Linked DNA regions of Homo sapiens: region 1 is linked to region 2. Evidence: read pairs that join two places in POLR2A ChIA-PET (ENCODE). Cell type or tissue: B cell. All regions are shown on one strand.

Evidence for each region. ChIA-PET counts read pairs that join two places held together with the same protein. Peaks named below come from ENCODE experiments on the same cell type or tissue, not always from the same donor. Only the 100,000 strongest peaks of a DNase experiment are listed, where the experiment ranks them.
Region 1: POLR2A ChIA-PET joins it to region 2 with 5 read pairs; 2 of 35 experiments call an interaction of 5 or more read pairs at or near these places.

The regions. Positions count from the first base shown.
Region 1 is chr20:50,517,215-50,522,214 of GRCh38, forward strand. All of the region lies in intron 1 of PTPN1 (protein tyrosine phosphatase non-receptor type 1), which reads left to right. Among named protein-coding and RNA genes, the nearest start is that of PTPN1, 9.3 kb to the left of the region's middle. RefSeq lists a silencer at 3,412-3,461. In B cell, no CTCF peak of the experiment used is centred here; DNase peaks (open chromatin) are centred at 688, 2,487 and 4,946; H3K4me3 peaks cover 3,964 bases; H3K27ac peaks cover 5,000 bases.
Region 2 is chr20:50,807,738-50,812,737 of GRCh38, forward strand. All of the region lies in intron 1 of BCAS4 (breast carcinoma amplified sequence 4), which reads left to right. Among named protein-coding and RNA genes, the nearest start is that of BCAS4, 15 kb to the left of the region's middle. RefSeq lists an enhancer at 2,536-2,595 and a silencer at 4,611-4,660. In B cell, no CTCF peak of the experiment used is centred here; DNase peaks (open chromatin) are centred at 2,644 and 3,314; H3K4me3 peaks cover 1,199 bases; H3K27ac peaks cover 2,778 bases.

The sequences.
Region 1 (5,000 bases), 290 kb before region 2:
CAAGTACTTATAAATGATTTTCAGTCCTTTTAAAGTTTATTTTTTTAATATTTTTTTTGAGATGGGGTCTTGCTGTGTCGTCCAGGCTGGAGTGCAGTGGCACAATCTTGGCTCACTGCAACCTCCACCTCCTGGGCTCAAGTGATCCTCCCACCTCAGGCTCCCAAGTAGCTGAGACTACAGGCATGTGCCATCACGCCCAGCTAATTTTTGTATTTTTTTGGAGTAGAGATGGGATTTTGCTGTGTTGCCCAGGCTGGTCTTGAACTCCTGGGCTTAAGCCATCTGTCTGCCTCAGGCTCCCAAAGTGTTGGGATTACAGGTGTGAGCCACTGTGCCCGGCCCAGCCCTTTTTTTAAGAGAAAAACGTATGACATCGTTCGATTTACTGAGTGCTTATGGTTTTACTAAGGCAGTAAGGTTTTATGGATACCCTATGGTAATTAGATAGAATTAGTGCTCTGAAGTCAGCTCTGTAATATGGACTCAGAGTAAACATGGCAAAGGGACACTTAAGGTCTGCATTTTCTCTGGGAAATAAACGTATTCTTTACTACTCTGAATCTAGTGCTGGGAAATTCTAAATCCTTCTTGAGGATTAACCACTTGAAGTAAAGTTTTGGGTCCCAAGTAGGCTTGTGTCCCTGTCTCCTTCTCTTTACTTTTCAGATGTTTCTTCCTAGAGACTGAGGTATATTTTACTTTTACAGATGAAGAAGGAAGCCTCGGCTGTGTTTGTGGCTTTTGTGGGTGAGCAACATCACTTGCAAAGATAAGATGAGCATAGCAAAACTAGGCTTTCAAAATAATTTTTAAAAATTTCTTAGTGATTAGAAAAGGAAAACTCTTCCCTTGTCTCTGTTAAGAAACGTTTTTCGACTTTTTTCCTTTCTTAATGGATCTTTTATTGGCACTTCTCTTCCTTTTGCAGAATCTTACTTAAAAGTCACTACGTTACATTACAGCAAACAGCTTAGCTAATTTTTATCCAGATGGGCCCCGGTTACAGGATTGTACACTATTGCGAATTTCTTACAGGAAAGTGAACATCAAGTAATTATTCCAAATAGAGTTCTCTTAAGAACGTGAGTTACTTAAAAATGTCTAAGGATGAAGTCACTTCTGAATATAACTTCACTCAAGAGAACAAATAAGCAAACTGCATTTAGCATAACATGGTAAATTAGCTTTAACTCTCCTTGATGTTTGAACATTTGTCGCTGTTAACTACTGTTTCACTTTTCAAATAGTCAGGGCTTAGTTTGCTTCTGTAAGGATAAAGGGAAAATACGCCTTCACTGAGTCATAAATATTTTTGTGGCTAACTTTTGCACAGAGAAAAGAGGCCTCTAAGAAGGTACCCAGTGAATTTTTTTTTCGGGGCAGGGAGAGAATATGTCATTTTTTGGTTTGTTGTTGTTGTTGTCATTGTTTTGCTTTGTTGTTTTTACTCTGAACTGAACTGTATCTTGACAGCACTTTTGAATTAAGAGCATTACTCTTATTGTTCTCTACTACCTGGACGCCACCTCCCTGTTGCCATAGTGTTAAGGATCATGCTCCGAGGTGGGGTGAGGCAGAATGGGGCCAAGATCAGAAAGTTACATTAAGCTACATCAGGTTTATACAAGCATAAAACCAAATTTTTGGAGCAGTCCCCAGAATACAACCTGGTTTAGCCACACCTAAAGGTTGCTCTTGAATATTCCTTGAGAATCCACATCCCTAGAATGCTGGGTTTCAATGGGCCCTTTATGTACCTATCATGGTGTCATTTCTGAGCATTTCTAAATATTCCTTCATGTCTTACTGACAGTTTTTCTTGAATAAATCTTAGGAATATTAGTGCCATTATCAGTATTTTGTTTGGTCTGTTCACACCACAAATAACTACCCAGGTCTGCTACTTGCCCCTATTTCTCTACCTGCTAATGAAAATGCTTTTGAAAGTTTGAGTAACAGTATTGGAGTGTGCACAGTGGTATTGGTAGGTTCTGTACTCATCCTTAACCACTTGTTTTCATCCTTTGTGAGCTTGAAGTTTCTCCAAAAAATTTATCACAAAACTTATCAGACATAGTTAATACACTCAGAGAGAGAATCACTGAAAAAGTAGATGTAGTTTAACAAACCCAGTGCCTTTTTTTTACCCATGAATACATATTTGTCAACTAAACCTCATTTTGCAACTTGTTCCACTACTCGAATGGTAACAAACTTTTGGTTTCCCAATAGATTTGGAAGATGTTGCTTTTGAAAGTAGGAAATAGATGGCTTTAGAAGATGGAAGAATATTTTGTTTGAAGTGGGAGCGTGGTATGTCCTTAGCTGTCTGTGAAATGCAGCTGAAGATGGGTGTGGGCCTTCATCTGCATTTCCCATCTTCAGTTTGAGGAGGTAGTTACCCTTCTAACCACTTAAGAACTGCATGGTACATGCTGTTTTATTTACAGGGCAAAACTGTGCTCCCGTAGTTTCCCTGGTGCTTGCCTTCACGTTAACACAGTGTCATCGTTTGGCAGTGTTTATGTGCCAGGGTCCATGTTAGAAGGAGGAAAGGTATAGCGAAGTTAAAGGGTGCAGTTGGCCTCCCACCTTTAGTTTTGTAAGTGCCTTTAAAGTTTGATTTTTGTAGGTTGATCATAAGGAAGTGATAAGTATGTTAGGTTATTTGTGGTTTGAGCTAATTTTAGTCTCTTTTTACAGCTTGCTTTGTATCCTTTGCCATTAAAACATGCTTTCTAGAAAGACAACTTTTGAATGTAGGACACAGTCTATATTCTATACTTGGCTACATTTCAAAAAATATTTTCTCAGTACTTTGGAAGTTGGACAGTTGGAAGCATAGTGACAGTATTTAAAAATCTTTGATTCCGGCCGGGCATGGTGGCTCACGCCTGTAATCCCAGCACTTTGGGAGGCCGAGGTGGGTGGATCACTTGAGGTCCGGAGTTCAGGACCAGCCTGACCAACATGGTGAAACCCTGTCTCTACTAAAAATACAAAATTAGCCGAGCGTGGTGGTACATGCCTGTAATCCCAGCTACTCAGGAGGCTGAGGCAGGAGAATCGCTTGAATCTGGGAGGCGGAGGTTGCATTGAGCCGAGATCATACCATTGCACTACAGCCTGGGGGACAAGAGTGAAACTCTGTCTCAAAAAAAAAAAAAAAATTAAGTGATTTCTTTGCTTTGTGACACTTCTACTTTTCCAGCAAGTAAATTATATTCTTTCATACAGGTATGAAATTCTTGTTCCAAGCTAGTGGTTAAAAAGGCACAGTTGATATTAGAGGATTTGTAAAAGATTATGACCACGCCTGCAATGTACTGAAGCAAGGCTTTGCTGGGCTGTGTATAGGAAACCTTCCCCAGCCTGTGCCCTTGCTTGATAGAACATTTTGCTCCTAAGGGTAGGTGCCTGTATCTGTCTCCAGTACTGGTTAGTTTCACACAGAACAGTTGTGTTTCAGAGCTTTAGTCTCAAGCTGCCCTGCTCCCCTGAAGCAGCCACCCTGAGCATGTGCACTCACAGGAGGGGACATGTGAGGTCATGGAAGAAGACGACTCAGGAAGAAGAAGACTTGGGTTTGGGTTCTGACTCTGCCTTTGACTGTTGTGGGATTTTGAGGAGTTGCATACAGGATCTGTAAAATGTAGTCATTAGACTAGACTAGACAGCCATATAGCATTACCTAGATGTAACTTTCTACAAAGACATGGTCACAGGAGAAGACCAGAGGGTGGGGTGATCTTTCTGGAAAAATTGGGGCTTCATGCCTTACTCATGCTAGATATGGTAGCATTATATGGCTGTGCCTGATCCCCCTAATCTAAAAGTGGGACAGAACTTTAAAATTTCATATTAACTCAAATTAAAACTTGAAAAAAACCCATTATTTCCTTAAAAATAATAAAATGCCCTGTGGGGGCATAAGTCACATTATATTTTAAAATTCCTGAATGCCACATGGATGAATGTAGTTCCTTTTGAAATTCTTCTTTTGTCTAAAGAGGAATGTTGGATTTTGTAATTGGACTAAAAAATCTTCCATTTGAGAGAGAAACAGTCTGCTGCATGTTCTACCCTTGTTCAGGATAAAACCCACTAATAGCTAACATTTATTGAATTCTGTGTTGTGCCTCAGGCACTGTGCAAAGTCCTTTACATGCAATGCTGTTTATTATATACTGTCAATTGGTCTATAACAGCAGGAAATGTTTCAGGAGGACAATGAGGTCCCAGACCCTCAGTCTTCTCCTGTGTCCTGGATTCAGCTTCACAATAGCACTATGGCAGTGTGGCCACTGCTTCAGCTTCCACATACATGGCTGTGAAGAGAGACAGGGGATTGTGCTAAGCCTCCCCGATTTATTAGGACATAGGAGGAGAGAGTTTGTAGTTTTTGACCTTTGCCTAGTTTTCTAACCTCTTTCCTAGATGTCACAAATTGGCCACCCACAGTCATATTTTGCTTGCTTCACGCAATGCTTTTTAAAAAAGAGAAGAGTTTAATTTGTGCCATTGTTTATAAATGAATCAGGAGAAATGACATGCAACTCTGGATTCTGGCCTCTCTTGAAAAATCTGAAAATCACACCGTCTGAGCTTACACTGGCAGTGGTCTGCTGGACTGAGGGACACAACTCCTTTTGGATGTACATGTGTGCGTTGCAGAGTTTACCACAGTCCCACAGTGGGTCACACTGTCCTTGTCGGTGTACACTACCTAGCACTTGAGTTTGCAACCCCTACCCCAAGCTGAGTTTTCTCGTCAAGCTTGATGTTAATGTTATGTGATGCTTGGCCTTGTAGGTATTTGGTATATTATCGTTAGATAAAATTGAAGCAAAGGGCTAAAGGGTTGGTGGCCTGAGGGAGTGCCCTTGACAGTAAAGTCTAGGATAAAATCATTGGCCAGGTACTCCTTCCCTTCCCGCCCTTCCTCTTTTCTCTTTATCCTCAGCCTCCTTCTGCTATTTTGAGGAAGTTAGAAGCCA
Region 2 (5,000 bases):
ACTTACGAGTGAGAACATACGATGTTTGGTTTTCCATTTCTGAGTTACTTCGCTTAGAGTAATGGTCTCCATTTCCATCCAGGCTGCTGCAAATGCCATTATTTCATTTCTTTTTATGGCTGAGTTGTATTCCATGGTATCTATATGTATATATGCCACATATTCTTTTTTTTTTTTTTTTTTTCTTCAGACGGGAGTCTCGCTCTCTTACCCAGGCTGGAGTGCAGTGGCGTGATCTCGGCTCACTGCAGGCTCCGCCTCCTGGGTTCACGCGATTCTCCTGCCTCAGCCTCCCGAGTAGCTGGGATTACAGGCGCCCGCCACCATGCCCGGCTAATTTTTTTTTTGTATTTTTTAATAGAGATGGGGTTTCACCATGTTAGCCAGGATGGTCTCGATCTCCTGACCTCGTGATCCGCCCGCCTTGGCCTCCCAAAGTGCTGGGATTACAGGCGTGAGCCACCGCGCCCGGCTGTGCCACATATTCTTTATCCACTTGTTGATTGATAGGCATTTGGGCTGGTTCCATATTTTTGCAATTGCTAATTGTGCTGCAGTAAACATGCATGTGCAAGTATCTTCTTCATATAATGACTTCAAGATACCCAGGAGTGGGATTGCTGGATCAAATGGTAGATCTACTTTTAGTTCTTTAAGGAATCTCCACACTGTTTTCCGTAGTGATTGTACTAGTTTACATCCCCACTAACAGCCTAAAAGTGTTTACATTCCCACTAACAGTGTAAAAGTGTTCCTTTTCATCACATCCATGCCAACATCTGTTATTTTTTGATTTTTTGATTATAGCCATTCTTGCAGGAGTAAGGTGGTATCGCATTGTGGTTTGGATTTGCATTTCCTTGATCATTAGTGATGTTGATCAGTTTTTCATATGTTTGTTGGCCACTTGTATATCTTGTTTTGAGAACTGTCTATTCATGTCCTTTGCTCACTTTTTGATGGGATTTTTTTTTTCTTGCTTAGTATTCTGGATATTAATCCCTTGTCAGATGCATAGATTGTGAAGATTTTCTCCCACTCTGTGGGTTGTCTGTTTACTCTGCTGATTATTTCTTTTGCTGTGCAGAAGCTTTTTAGTTTAAGTCCCACCTATTTATCTTTGTTTTTATTGCATTTGCTTTTGGGTTCTTGGTCATAAAGTCTTTGCCTAAGCCAATCTCTAGAAGCGTTTTTCCAATGTTATCTTCTAGAATTTTTATGGTTTCAGGTCTTAGATTTAAGTGTTTGATGCATCTTGAGTTGATTTTTGTATAAGGTGAGAGATGAGGATCCAGTTTCATTCTTCTACATGTGGCTAGCCAATTATCCCAGCAGCATTTGTTGAATAGGGTGTCCTTTCTCCACTTCTGGTTTTTGTTTACTTTGTCAAAGATCAGTTGGCTGTAAGTATTTGGGTTTATTTCTGGGTCTCTGTTCTGTTCCATTGGTCTATGTGCCTATTTTTTTAATTTTTTTTTTTTAATTTTTTGAGACAGAGTTTCACTCTTGTTGCTCAGGCTGGAGTGCAATGGCGCAATCTCAGCTCACTGCAACATCAACCTCCTGGGTTCAAGCAATTCTCCTGCCTCAGTGTCCCCAATAGCTGGGATTACAGGCATGCACTACCACGGCTGGCTGATTTTTGTATTTTAGTAGAGACGTGGTTTCACCATGTTGGCCAGGTTAGTCTTGAACTCCTGATCTCAAGCGATCCACCCGCCTCGGCCTCCCAAAGTGCTGGGATTACAGGTGTGAGCCACCGCACCCAGCCTTTATAGTATATTTTGAAATCAGGTAATGTGATGCCTCCAGATTTGTTCTTTTTGCTTAGTTTTGCTTTGGCTGTGAGGGCTCTTTTTTGGTTCCATATGAATTTTAGGATTTTTTTTTCTAGTTCCATGAAGAACGATGGTGGTATTTTGATGGGAATTACATTGAATTTGTAGATTGCTTTTGGCAGTATGGTCATTTTCACAATATTGATTCTACCCATCCATGAGCATGGGATATGTTTCCATTTGTTTGTGTCGTCAGTGGTTTGTTTCATCAGTGTTTTGTAGTTTTCTTTGTAGAAGTCTTTCACCTCCTGGGTTAGGTATATTCCTAAATATTTTATTTTTTGCAGCTGTTGCAAAAGAAGTTGAGTTCTTGATTTGATTCTCAGCTTGGTTGCAGTTGGTGTATAGCAGTCTACTGATTTGTGTACATTGGTTTTTATATCCTGAAACTTTGCTGAATTCATTTACCAGTTGTAGGAGCTTTTTGGAGGAGTCTGTAGGGTTTTCTAGGTATACGATCATGTCATCAGCAAACAGCAAATTTTACTTCCCCTTTACTGGTTTGGATGCCCTTTATTTCTTTCTCTTGTCTGATTGCTCTGGCTAGGACCTCTAAGTTATTTTAAAATGTACAATTAAGTTATTATTGAATCTAGTTGCCCTGTGATACTGCCTGAACTTCCTTATGTGGCTTCTGGCTTCCCGGAGGGTGAATCAGAAGCTTTGAGGTCTCTCGAGGCCTAGACCTGGGAGTCACAGAGCCTTGCTCCCATCACATCCTATTGGTCTAAGCAAGTCACAGGCCAGCCTAGATTCGGGAGTGGGAAGAATTGGATCCCACCTCTTCACCGGAGTTGCTGCAAGGTCCTTTTGCAAAAGCATTTGTGGGATGAGAGGGAGTTGGAAGGCCAACTTTGAAACACAAGTACCTATTAGTTGCCAGACTTTGTTCTAGGCTCTGGGAATTGAAAGACAAATAAAAGAGACAAAAACCTGTGTCCTCCGGAGGTTTCATTCTGGTGGGGAAGATGACAGGAAACAAGTTGAGAAAAATAGTATGTTATTTTTTTTGTGTTTTTTTTTTTTTTTTGAGACGGAGTCGTCTCGCTCTGTCGCCCAGGCTGGAGTGCAGTGGCGCGATCTCGGCTCACTGCAAGCTCCGCTTCCTGGGTTCACGCCGTTTTCCTGGCGCAGCCTCCCGAGTAGCTGGGACTACAGCCGCCCGCAACAACGCCCGGCTAATTTTTTGTATTTTTAGTAGAGACGGGGTTTCACCATGTTGGCCAGGATGGTCTCGATCTCCTGACTTTGTGATCTGTCCGCCTCGGCCCCTCAAAGTGCTGGGATTACAGGTGTGAGCCACCATGCCCGGCCATGAAAAAAATAGTTATGTTAGATGGTGATAAATGCTAAAGGGAAAAGTAAATTGGGGCAGGAGGACCGGGAGTAGGGGAGCTATAGGGTCAGGGAAAGCCTCACCTGGAAGAAATATTTGAGCAAAAGCTAGAAGGAAGTGAGAGACAACTTTCACCAGTAAAGGGAACAGCAGGTGCAAAGGCCCTGCGGTGAGGCTGTGGGTGGGGACGAGCAACAGGCAGTGAGATCAGGGGGAGGTGGAGGCTCCAGATGGAGTAGGGCTGGGGAGGCCCCCATTAGGTGTTTTCTGAGCAGGTAGAAGATGAGGGAGGACTCAAAAAATAGAAGCCAGGCATGGTGGTGCCCATCTGTAGTCCCAGCTACTCAAGAGGCTGAGGCGGGAGGATCCCTGAGGCCCAGGAGTTGGAGGCTGCAGTGAGCTATGGTCCCACCACTGCACTCTAGCCTGGATGACAGAGTGAGACCCTGTCTCTAAGAAAAAAAAATTGGTATATAATTCATGTATAAATGTATGATTTTAAAGTATATAGTTTGTTGGCTTTTAGTATATTTACTGTGTTGTGCAGACATCACCGTGACCTAATTGCAGAACATTTCTATGACCCAAAAAAGAAACCCCATCACCATTAGCAGTTATTCCCTCCTCTCCCTGCCACTCCATGCAGAGGGGCAATCACGAATCTATTTCTTTCTGTCTCTGTGGATTTGCCGATCTCTGGACGTTTCCTCCCTCCCTTCCTTTTCTTTTGAGATGGAGTCTCGTTCTCTCGCCGAGGCTGGAGTGCAGTGGCACGATCTTGGCTTACTGCAACCTCCAGCTCCAGAGTTCAAGCGATTCTCATGCCTCAGCCTCCCGAGTAGTTGGGACTACAGGCTCATGCCACCAGGCCTGGCTAACTTTTGTAGTTTTAGTAAAGATGGGGTTTTGCCATGTTGGCCAGGCTGATCTCAAACTCCTGACCTCAAGTGATCTGCCTGCCTCAGCCTCCTAAAATGTTGGGATTACAGGCATGAGCCACTGTGCCCAGCCTGGACATTTCTTGTAAGTGGAATCATGTCATGCGTGACCTTTTGTGCCTGGCTTCTCTCACTTAGCATCATGTTTTCAAGGATCATCCATGTTGTAGTGTGTGCTGGTGCTCCATTACTTTTTATGGACAAATGATACTCTATTGTAGGGATACATCACATTTTATTTGTTCATTCATCACTTAATGGATATTGGGTCGTGTCTACTTTTTATTTATTTATTTTTTTTGAGATGGAATCTCACTCTGTTGCCCAGGCTGGAGTGCAGTGGCACAATCTTGGCTCGCTGCAAGCTCTGCTTCCTGGGTTCACGCCATTCTCCTGCCTCAGCCTCCCGAGTAGCTGGGACTACAGGCGCCCACTACCACGCCCGGCTAATTTTTTGTATTTTTTAGTAGAGACGGGGTTTCACCGTGTTAGCCAGGATGGTCTCGATCTCCTGACGTTGTGATCCGCCCCCCCTTGGCCTCCCAAAGTACTGGGATTACAGGCGTGAGCTACTGCGTCTGGCCTTTTTTTTTTTTTTTTAAATTGAGATAGAGTCTTGCTCTCTCGCCCAGGCTGGAGTGCAGTGGAGCGATCTTAGCTCACTGCAAACTCCACCTCCTGGATTCCCCAAGCAATTCTCGTGCCTCAGCCACCCAAGTAGCTGAGACTACAGGCTTGTGCCACTACGTCCAGCTCATTTTTGTAGTTTTAGTAGAGAGGGGGTTTCACCATCTTGGCCAGGCTGGTCTCGAACTCCTGACCTCAAGTGACCTGCCTGCCTCGGCCTCCCAAAGTGTTGGGATTACAGGCGTGAGCCACCACACCCAG